2 separate regions of the Homo sapiens genome follow, and region 2 is linked to region 1. The links are chromatin loops, found by intact Hi-C in ENCODE. Cell type or tissue: HepG2. All regions are shown on one strand. Each heading gives the region's core, and the rest is flanking DNA. Links, peaks and the distances in the headings are about the cores only. Region 1 overlaps SUPT3H (SPT3 homolog, SAGA and STAGA complex component). Region 2 overlaps SUPT3H (SPT3 homolog, SAGA and STAGA complex component).

Region 1 (5,389 bases), core at 330-5,329:
AAGGGGAGAGAAAACAAAAACTATAAAAATAAATCTATAAATTCAAACAAAATTACAGATTGGGACTATTTATCCTAGGAACAAAGTACATTTTATGCTTCTATGATTCACTAGGACATCACTGTATTACAAGTAGAGTACTATGGAGCAACTGTACCTAGTATTCTGTTTATAAGTAGTCATGAATATTCATAATCTACTGTAGAAATAATTTCTTTAAAATAGAACCATTTGATCACTTAGATCATGTATTTACAAAATAAAGAATACATTAAATACCTTTATTCTTTATTACTTATATTGCATAGATATCTACATATATATAATTCTATTAGTCAGAATGCAGTTTTATATATCTATAAAAAAATTAAACTGGTCATTTATTTCCAGCTATGACTACCATTCAAAATTAAGACAATAACTGCATGATTTAAAATTGAGGGAATAGTTTGGCTGATTTTTACATACTGCAGTCACAGCACAATTCTACATTCTAGCAAGAAAAACAAATATTAAAGAAAACTGAGAAGTTCTTCAGAGTCTCTAATAGTACAGTAGTTAACCGGCCCACTCATTAGTCAGTTGTTTTTACTGTTTCTCTCCAGTGTTGTTTCAAATAAACTTTCTAAATGTAAAATGATTTCATTAATCAACTTTAAAAGTAAAATGAATTGCACAGACCAATGTCTGAAATCTGAGTACACAGCAAAAAGCAGAAAAAGAAAAGAAAAATGAAACTACTTAAAATTTGCACTTAGAATTTGTTTTGGAACTTGATAAAATGATTCCTAAAAATTCATCTGGAAAAATAAAAATAGGAAAAGAGTCAAAAATATTTTAAAAAGAAAAGTTATGCGGATGGACTTGAACTATAATACTAACTATTAAAACATATTAAGAAGCTATAATAACTAAAATAATGCAGTACTGGCAAAGGAATAGACTACTCAACGGAACAAAGCAGAAAAGTTTAAAATAATTTATTATCTGATAAAGGTAGTATTTCAATTCTGAGGAGAAATAAAGGCTTATATAATTTGAGATGGTAAGTACACTGGCAAATCAATTTGAAGAAAAATTATTCTAACTTAGAACCCTCCCTGACATCATAAAACAAAACAATGGATTAAATATTAAACCATAGAAACTAAAAATATGAAATGTAAGAAAGTGCATGAAGATATGTATCAAAATCAAGGGTAGGACATTCTGTCAAAGACAGAAGCAATAAGATATATAAGACTGATTCAACTATATGAGCAATGAAAACTCATTTTTTTTTTTAATCACTATATACAAACCTTAAGGCAACCACGAGATTTAGGTGCTGGCGGGGAAAATAGGGAAAATGCCAAATATAATCAACCAAAGGTCAGTGCCTTTAGTATATCAAAGGTCCTTAATAGGAAAAAAAAATACAGTAGAATTATACTAAGAATACAGACAAGCACAAAAGAAGAAATAAAAATGGCCAAAGTATTTTCAAGCTCAGTTGTCAAAGAAAAGCTGAAAACACAATATTTTTACTGTTAAAAATTGTCAGGGAAGATGGAGGGAGGTGCTCTCATAACTTGATAGAAATACATTAGTTCAACTTTCCTGTAGGAAAAATTAGGAAGTTAGTATCAAAAAAGTCTTTAGACTCAAAAATTCCTCTATGACTTTCAAATAGTAGGTTTCAAGATTCCATTATATCATTTTTAATAATAGTGGAAAAACTGGACAAAACCTAATTACTTAACAGCAGGGATTAAAAATAATATGATAGATATACACACAATGAAATAAAAAGATCTGATAACATAGTTGTTCACAATATAGCAGGTGAAAGGAAAAAAGGACAGTTGCCAAAAAAGCACAGTAATGACTAAAAATTACTAAGAACATAAAAATTAAGTCACACACAAATGTACACACCCCAAAGTGTATGCCTCGCTTGGAAAGGAATCATAGATGCTTTTATGATCTTCTTTTTTGCTCATCTGTGTGAGGATCTCATTACTTCTACTGCCGCTGCTAACTCATTCAGGGATTGTCTCAGTTTCCTTGGATAATAAGGGGCTTCACTGCATTTAAGGCTTCCTGATTTATTCAAACAGTAACTACACAAATGCACGCACACATACACACACACACACACACACACAGTCTCCTATATGTTGCTATGCAGAGATCTCTAGACACATTTAAAAAAAGAAAAAAAAAGTTTTAGGCCAGGTGTGGTGGGTCACCCCTGTATTCCCAGTACTTTGGGAGGCTGAGGCAGGAGGATCGCTTGAGGCTAGGGTTTATAGTGCAGCTTATAAAGATAATGCTGTGTATTTATCAACATGGAAAAGTCCTGTGATATATATTAAGTAAAAACCCAAGTTACACAGTAGTAATTATAATATGGGCTTTTGGTATTTTTTAATTTTTTGTATGCATTGGAAAGAAACTGGAAAGATAAATACCAAAGCCTTAATAGCACTTTGAGGTTTTTTTTGGAGACAGGGTCTCACTCTGTCACCCAGGCTAAAGTGCAGTGGTACGATCACAGGTCACTGCAGACTCAACCACTTGGGCTTAAGCAATCCTTCCACCTCAGCCTCCCAAGCATCAGGAGCCACAGGAGCATGCCAAAAGACCTGGCTTTTTTTTTTTTTTTTAGAGATGGGGTACCACAGACTGGTCTTAAACTCCTGGGCTCAAGCAATCCTCCTGCCTCAGCCTCCCAAAGTACTGGGATTACAGGCATGAGCCACCATGCCCAGCTCCAATAAGCACTTTAATTTAATTTAATTTAATAATTAAGGTGTTAATTATGAACTTTCTGTATTTTCTAATTTTTTCCTTTTCAGAAAATAATATAAACTGTCTCTATGAGGAAGTATAAAAAATACTTCATTTATTATAGAATAAAATGTTGATATAACAGTTCCCCTACCCATAAAATTTCCAGGGTTTTTCATTGGGGGTGGGGGTTAATTGTTCCTAAAATATAAAATCCACCAATACAGAAAGAAGTGAACCAAGATCTTGCAGCTCCAAACCTAGTCTTCTCCACTGTATCATGCTACCTTAATCACTCAGATGTAGCATTATTTTTCTTTGTATCAATTTGCCTTTTGAAATATTTATATTTAATTACAAATTCCAGATAAGTGAAGTTTTATTTCTATTAAAAATAAACATTAACTATGTTCACATACTTCTAAAGGATTAGAGATATATAAAAGACATTAATATGCACAAATTCTAAATTGGAAGAGGCAGAATAAAAAATACTATCAGTGCTTGACTTAGAAATGGGTTGTATTCCAAGTCTGAATGTTTGGAAAGTAATTCCAACCAAAAAGAATGTTATTTTTGTTGAATAAATAAATATTAATTGATTGCCAGGCCAACCCCAAAAATTTAATTTCCCCCCCTTTCCCTATTAAACACACATTACTAACCAGTGTAATACAGGAATAGAGAGAAAGCCATGAAAGGCTAATAGAACTCTACTAGCCATGGCAAAAACTGGTTGTAACGTAGTTGTTTTAAGACACAGAAACCTATGAAAGGTAAGAAGAAAGCAGTCAAAGATAATAGATTCTCACTCCTCTTCTCTAGAAAAGTGGTTGTGTACTCTATTCTGTCATAGGAAAAAAATGTTATGCCAATTAGAAAACTTTCTAATGACTACAACAACATTTTTTTCAAAGGCATATGGTATTTCACAGCTAAGGTTTTTTTTAAAATCTACATAGGTGTCCAAAAAAGATATATTTGCAAAAGATGGCATACTCATTTGAATATATATTTTTTATATATTTTAGTATATTAAAAACACACACACATATACACACATATATGTTAATATATGTTAACATCTTAAAACACATTGGAATATATCAATTCTCATTTCTTTTTTTTTCTTTTTTTGAGACAGAGTCTCACTCTGTCACCCAGGCTGGAGTGCAGTGGCGCAATCTCAGCTCACTGCAACCTCCACCCACCAGGATCAAGCAATTCTCCTGCCTCAGCCTCCTGAGTAGCTGGGATTAAAAGCGTGTGCCACCACGCCTGGCTAATGTTTATTTTTTTTTTAGTAGAGACAGGGTTTCACCATGGTGGCCAGGCTGGTCTCGAACTCCTGACTGACCTCAAGTGATCTGCCCACCTCAGCCTCCCAAAGTGCTGGGATTATAGGTGTGAGCCACCTCGCCTGGCCCAATTCTCATTTCTTTGGCTGTAATGTAAAAGTGTCCATCAGTCTCACATCTAGAGATAATCAAAACTGTGCTTTGGCAAACTTAACTATCATGGGACTTCAGAACCAGCAAAAAGTCAAAATCAACAAGATTTATTCCACTATATTAAGAATTTACTACTCTTTTCTAAAATTACACTCACCTTTTTTAATTTACAGAATTTACTGTAACGAGGCAAATCAATATATAATATAGGCATCAAATATTAATTTCCTATCTAAAACTACTAACCACTCTCTGATATATTTTTAGTAATGAAGAATCCATTTTTTTCTTTTCTGAGACGGAGTCTCACTCTGTCGCCCAGGCTGGAGTGCAGTGGCACGATCTCGGCTCACTGCAAGCTCCGCCTCCTGGGTTCACGCCATTCTCCAGTCTCAGCCTCCAGAGTAGCTGGGACTACAGGCACCCGCCACCAAGCCTGGCTAATTTTTTTGTATTTTTAGTAGAGACGGGGTTTCACCATGTTAGCCAGGATGGTCTCAATCTCCTGACCTTCTGACCCGCCCACCTCGGCCTCCCAAAGTGCTGGGATTATAGGCGTGAGCCACTGTGCCCGGTCAAGAATCCATTTTTATCTAGTACCTTTTTTATTTTTTATTTTTTGAGACAGTCTCACTCTGTTACCCAGGCTGGAGAACAGTGGCAGGATCATGGTTCACTGCAGCCGTAACCTCCTAGGTGCAAGTGATCCTCCTGCCTCAGCCTCCCAAGTAGCTGGGACTACAGGGCCCAGATAATTGCTTTTAATTTTATTTTCTGTAGAGACAGCGTCTCAAGTATGTTGCCCGGGCTAGTCTCAAAACTCCTGGCCTCAAGAGCTCCCCTGACGTCAGCCCCTCAAAAGTGCTGGGATTACAGACATGAGCTACCACACCTGGTCCCCCTTTTCTAAAGATTAATTTTGAAGCTGGTACATTTAAACTAACAAGTTTTCAAAATCTCACCATAATAAAAATAATGAATTGACAGAATACTACATAACATTGCTAATTTTACAGCTACCAGAAATTTTGTAAATCTAGCTACATAAAAATGAGAACCTAAAACTCACAATGACATTACATATTCAATTACACATGCTGACATAATAATGAAGTGTAATACATTCAGAGCTACAGTCATAGGATTTTTCAGAAAGACTAAGAGTA
Region 2 (5,389 bases), core at 239-5,238, 90 kb before region 1:
CAGACCAACAGAACAGAATAGAGAACCCAGAAATAAACCCAAGCACCTACAACCACCTGATCTTCAACAAAGTCAACAATAACAAGTAATGGGGAAAGGACTCCCCATTCAATGAACAGTATATGATAACTGGCTTACCATATGCAGAAGATTGAACCTGGACCCCTTCCTTTCACCACATACAAAAATCAACTCAAGATGGATTAAAGACTTAGATGTAAGACCTAAAACTACAAAAACTCTAGAAGAAAACCTAGCGTACCTATCTGGACATCAACCTTAGCACAGTTTATGGCCAAGTCCCCTAAAGCAATTGCAACAGAAACAAAAATTGACAAGTGGAATCTAATTAAACTTCTGCACAGCAGAAGAAATTATCTGTAGAGCAAACAATGTCTCCTACAAAATGGGAGAAAATATTGGCAAACTATGCATCCGACAAAGGTCTAATATACAGAATCTAGGAGGAACTTAATATGTGAAATACAACCCCATTAAAAAGTGGGCAAAAGACATGAACAGGAGCTTCTTAAAAGACAACATACAAACAGCCAACAAATATATGAGAAAATGCTCAACATCACTAATTATTAGATAAATGTAAATCAAAACCACAATAAGATACCATCTCACAACAGTCAGAATCGTTGTTATTAAAAAGTCAAAAAATAATAGATGTAGGTGAGGTTGCAGAAAAAAAGAAAGCTTACACACTGCTGGTGGGAATGTAAGTTCAGCCACTGTGGAAAGCAGTTTGGAGATTTCTCGAAGAAGTTAAAACAGAACCACCATTTGACCCAGCAATCCCACTACTGGATATATACCCAAGGGAAAATAAATCATTCCACCAGATAGACACTGGCACACATATGTTCAGCACAGCAGGGTTCATAACTGCAAAGACATGGAATCAACCTAGATGCCCATCAAGAGTGGCCTGGATAAAGAAAATGTGGTACATACACACCATGGAATACCACACAGCAATAAAAAGAACGAATTATGTCCTTTGCAGAAATACGGATGCAGCTGAAGGCCATTGTTCTAAGCAAATTAACAAAGGAACAGTGAACCAAATACCATATGTTCTCATCTAAAAGTGGGAGCTAAACATTAGGCAGACATGGATATAAAGATGGCAACAACAGAAGGTGGAAACTTCTAGAGGGTGGGTGAGGGAGTTGGGTATGGGTTGAAAAACTACATATTGAGTACTACGTTTACTACCTGGGTGATGAGATAATTCGTACACCAAACCTCAGTAACATGCAATTTACCCACGTAACAAACCTGAACATGCACCCCTGAATCTAAAATAAAATTGGAGGAAAAAGGCTATCATTTGAAAAGCTACAGAAATGAACAAATGTAAAAAACGGACTTGCTGCATGATGATAAAGGGAATGCCATTCTTGTATCCCTACAGTCTCAAATCCAACAAAAGAAACAAACATAGTCCCTTCTCACCCCCCAAAAATGTGCTTTTTCTTGCCATAAAATCGTAACCATCACACAAAGGCACCTTGGTGATTTCATAACATTGTATATTATAGTCCATTTTCTATTAAAAATACCACTAAAGTAAATTTTTAGGAAAATTATGTTACCTGATCAGTAACTTGTACTTAAACATCGATTATGTACATCATTTGAATACCTTCCAGAGGATCGATTCTCCAACATAAAATTGAAAGAAAACCAGATCCAATTAAATAAGCAAATTCAATTTACAGAAAAAAATTACTTGTTTCATTAAGTCAAACATTGTGGTGGTACACCAGAGAAGTAGAAATCTATTAGCTATGAATTAATTAATGAAAAAGAAATGAAAACACTTATTTTTTAAAAAATTTACATAAGCATTATAAAACAGAAATGACAAAGTGCATTTAAAAAACTGATTGGATCTTGAAATCTGTATTTTTTAGAAACACCCAGAATAAGATTTCAGAAGAAGTATTTTTATATACATTTTTAATTGTTGTGGTGTAAAAATTGTTGTGGGTAAAAGTTCACCAGCCAGTCATTTTTCTTTCATTTTCTAACTTCCTCAAGAAAACTGGCTGGGCACGGTGGCTCACGCCTGTAATCCTAGCACTTTGAGAGGCTGAGGCAGGTGGATCACTTGAGATCAGGAGTTCAAGACCAGCCTGGCCAACATGGTGAAACAATGTCTCTACTTAGAGTACAAAAATTAGCCAGGCATGGTGGTGCACACCTGTAGTCATTAAGATTTAATGAACATTGGTTATAAGGTTCCTGTTGTTTAACTTAATAAACAAAGCACAACAGTTCATCAGCTATACCAACCCTAAACTGTCTAGCCCTGCACTTCTTGTGAGGCAGGATAAAATAAATAAAACATCACTTACTTAAGTCACTATTTGTTATGTTTTCATTACAACAAGTCTAATATGAGCCTAACTCTTATAATATTTGCTACCAAGAAAGGAAGGGAGGGAAAGAAAGAGAAAAGAAAGAAGGGAGGAAGGAAGGAGAGGAAAGAGACAAATGAAGACAAGTAGGGAGACGAGCAAAATTTAGAAAACATGAGAACTAGTTTAAAGAAAAGAGAAACTATTTTTAAGTGAGAGAAGGCAAAACATATCCGAACAAATGTAAAAAGGATAAACATCTATTAAAGGAAAAAAATCACTTTAATGAGATTAATTTGAACTGAAATTTCCCCTATGAAGTATTGGAGTGAGAAGACAACAGCTCTAGTTACAATGAATTTTCCTTGATATACACACAATTATTTCAAATCCAGTGCATTTCCTCAAGAAAATCTTAATTATTCAGATTAAAGCAATATTTTTGGAAATGAATGAAATACATACAATAGAAAAGACCTCTCAATAGGACACCTAATATTATCAGTGTATTTTAAATGATCCTCAATTTTAATAAAACCGTACTAAACATAATTGAAAATTTTTCTTAGGTAAGACCTTATGTCCTTTCCACATACTTTCAATTCTACTTTGTTATATCACAAAAGAAACCTTGTATATTTCATTCTTAGTTTTTCTAAGTTGTTGACAGATGGAGAATGTTTAACTGAACTTTGTCCTGTCAAACAGAATCAACTACTAATTGTTTTGGCTAATGATATTTAGCATGAGTCTAGTCCGGCTAGGTCTTAAATAACTTTCAAAAGTTTTTTAACCTTCGTCACTTCCTGGGATATACATCTTAGCAATCACAACCTTGAGCTAAGCCAAGAAAAGACTGCACATTGAGCAACACTGGTGATATATTTAAATACATTAAGGTTAAAATCTAGTACTTTTGAAAAATCCTTAAATATATAAGGCACACCAAAGTAGGGTTTTTACTTTTACCTTTAGAAATAAATCTGCAGAAAAAGTACTAACAGTATTACATGGCCAAGAAAAAATATCACGTAAAATTAGTGTGTTCCCTGCAGCATTCCAACAAAAATTATGCCATTTGGATAGAGGTACTGAATATATTATGCAAGCAAGAATGTTATGTTTGACCAATTAATCTCCTTAAAGTAGTTAAAAAGATCACACTATAACAATAAAATAGATGTTTGAGAAGATAAAATATATCAAAATGTATCTACCAAAAAGTGATCAAAAAGAAACTCATTCATATCTTTTGCCCAAATATAAGTCACCTTTCACAGAATTAATGTTCAGAAACAGTTGCCTCACATTAGAATCCTAACAAAGATTCTCATATTACACAGTACCACCACGATTTTTTATTTTTAATCAAAAAGTAACATTTGAGAAAAATACACTAGCCTGAATTGACCTCAATCAGTTGGAAGCTTATAGAGTTATAGCTTGAAAACTTATAAACGTAACCTGACAATTTTTTTTTTAAGAAAGAGAAAAGCCACAAGGAAATTCAAAATGGATTTAGCCGTTATTCCCGGGAGAATTACTTTACAATTCCAAATGCTAGATGTTACTGTAAAAATTTTTTTTAAAAATCTAGAAACTTCAAAAGAAATAAAATACTTACAACATGGACATCATAAATAATGAGTGCTTAGGACTTGGTAAAAATTTCTAATGATTTCGTCAAAGTGATACTTAACCTCAAACAACCAAGAAGAAATAAAAATCATATACCATGGAAAACTCAGTTGATATCTTAAAAAATATTTCTAGGATTGATGAATACACTTAAGTCAAATGCATGTAACAATATGAAAAGACTCAAGAAATTTAAATAGAAAAATAGTATATTTAAATTAACATTTATATGATTTGAATGTATATTAAATTATTAAATATTATGAATAGACATTTGATGACATCTATATCCCTAATAATTTTCACATTCAACTAAGTAAACAACTTTTTAAAATCTTCTCATCTGATAAACAGAAATCTGCCTTATATTCAGAGACACTATATTCAGTCATATATAAAAACTCTGAGGCATAAAATGAAAAATATTTTTTCACATATTTACAGAGGTAGCCATTAAGGAACATCTTCTTTACAAATTATGTTGGCATATTCAATAAATGAGTACAGCTTAAGCATTCCTAACCTGAACATCCAGAATGCTCCAAAATCCAAAAGTTTTTGAGCACCAGCATGGTATCTACAAGGGGAAAATTCCACAACTGACCTCATGTGACAGGTTACAGTTTACATAGTCAAAACTGTTCAGCAAACAAAATTATTAAAATTATGGTATAAATTTACCTTCAGCCTATAAGTATAAGGTATATACGAAACATAAATGAATTTCATGTTTAGACTTGGGTCCCATCCTCAAGGTATCTCATTATATATACACAAGTATTCCAAAATATGAAAAACAAACTCAAAATCCAAAATACTTCTGGTCCCAAGTATTTTGGATATGAGATACTCAACCTGTATTATTGAAAAGGCTGACCATGCCACACATATCTCCGATTTTAATTTATATAACGGATTTAGAGAATACGCATTTTAAGACCTAAAATTCATGCCCTAATTAAGGAGTTAACAAGGACATCTAAAATCCCTTACTTCTTCAATCTATTCCTTTTATAGAGTAAAAAGGAAAATATTTAATTCTCTCTCCCATATTCATACATAAAAATATGCACACATTTCTGCACATGCATACAAGTGCAATGTTTTTATTGCAAGCCTTAAAATGATCCCAATGTTGTCTGCCAGGGCAGTAAACTGAAAGTTATTGAATTAAAAAATATATTTGAAAATAGTTGAGATATTAAGAAATTATTTTAAAAACTTGGCTAATATTCAATTTCTTAGTGTTATTCTTCAGTGCCTAATACCTATCTCCTTTGAACTCTCACACTACGATAGATTACAATATACACCATCTACATCCAATATATTGCACTTAGCAGAGTTACTTCTCTGCCTCTTGACTTTAAATTGGC

The links. Hi-C counts contacts between places; a loop is a spot of excess contacts. Peaks named below come from ENCODE experiments on the same cell type or tissue, not always from the same donor. Only the 100,000 strongest peaks of a DNase experiment are listed, where the experiment ranks them.
Region 2: it touches region 1 in a loop (2.0-fold over the local background); 1 of 110 quality-filtered maps calls a loop at or near these places.

What each region holds. Positions count from the first base shown.
Region 1 is chr6:45,352,507-45,357,895 of GRCh38, forward strand. The region is part of intron 2 of SUPT3H (SPT3 homolog, SAGA and STAGA complex component); the gene reads right to left. All of the region lies in intron 2 of RUNX2 (RUNX family transcription factor 2), which reads left to right. Among named protein-coding and RNA genes, the nearest start is that of SUPT3H, 23 kb to the right of the region's middle. In HepG2, for the core only: no CTCF peak of the experiment used is centred there; no DNase peak of the experiment used is centred there.
Region 2 is chr6:45,262,317-45,267,705 of GRCh38, forward strand. The region is part of intron 2 of SUPT3H (SPT3 homolog, SAGA and STAGA complex component); the gene reads right to left. Among named protein-coding and RNA genes, the nearest start is that of RUNX2, 63 kb to the right of the region's middle. In HepG2, for the core only: no CTCF peak of the experiment used is centred there; a DNase peak (open chromatin) is centred at 3,085.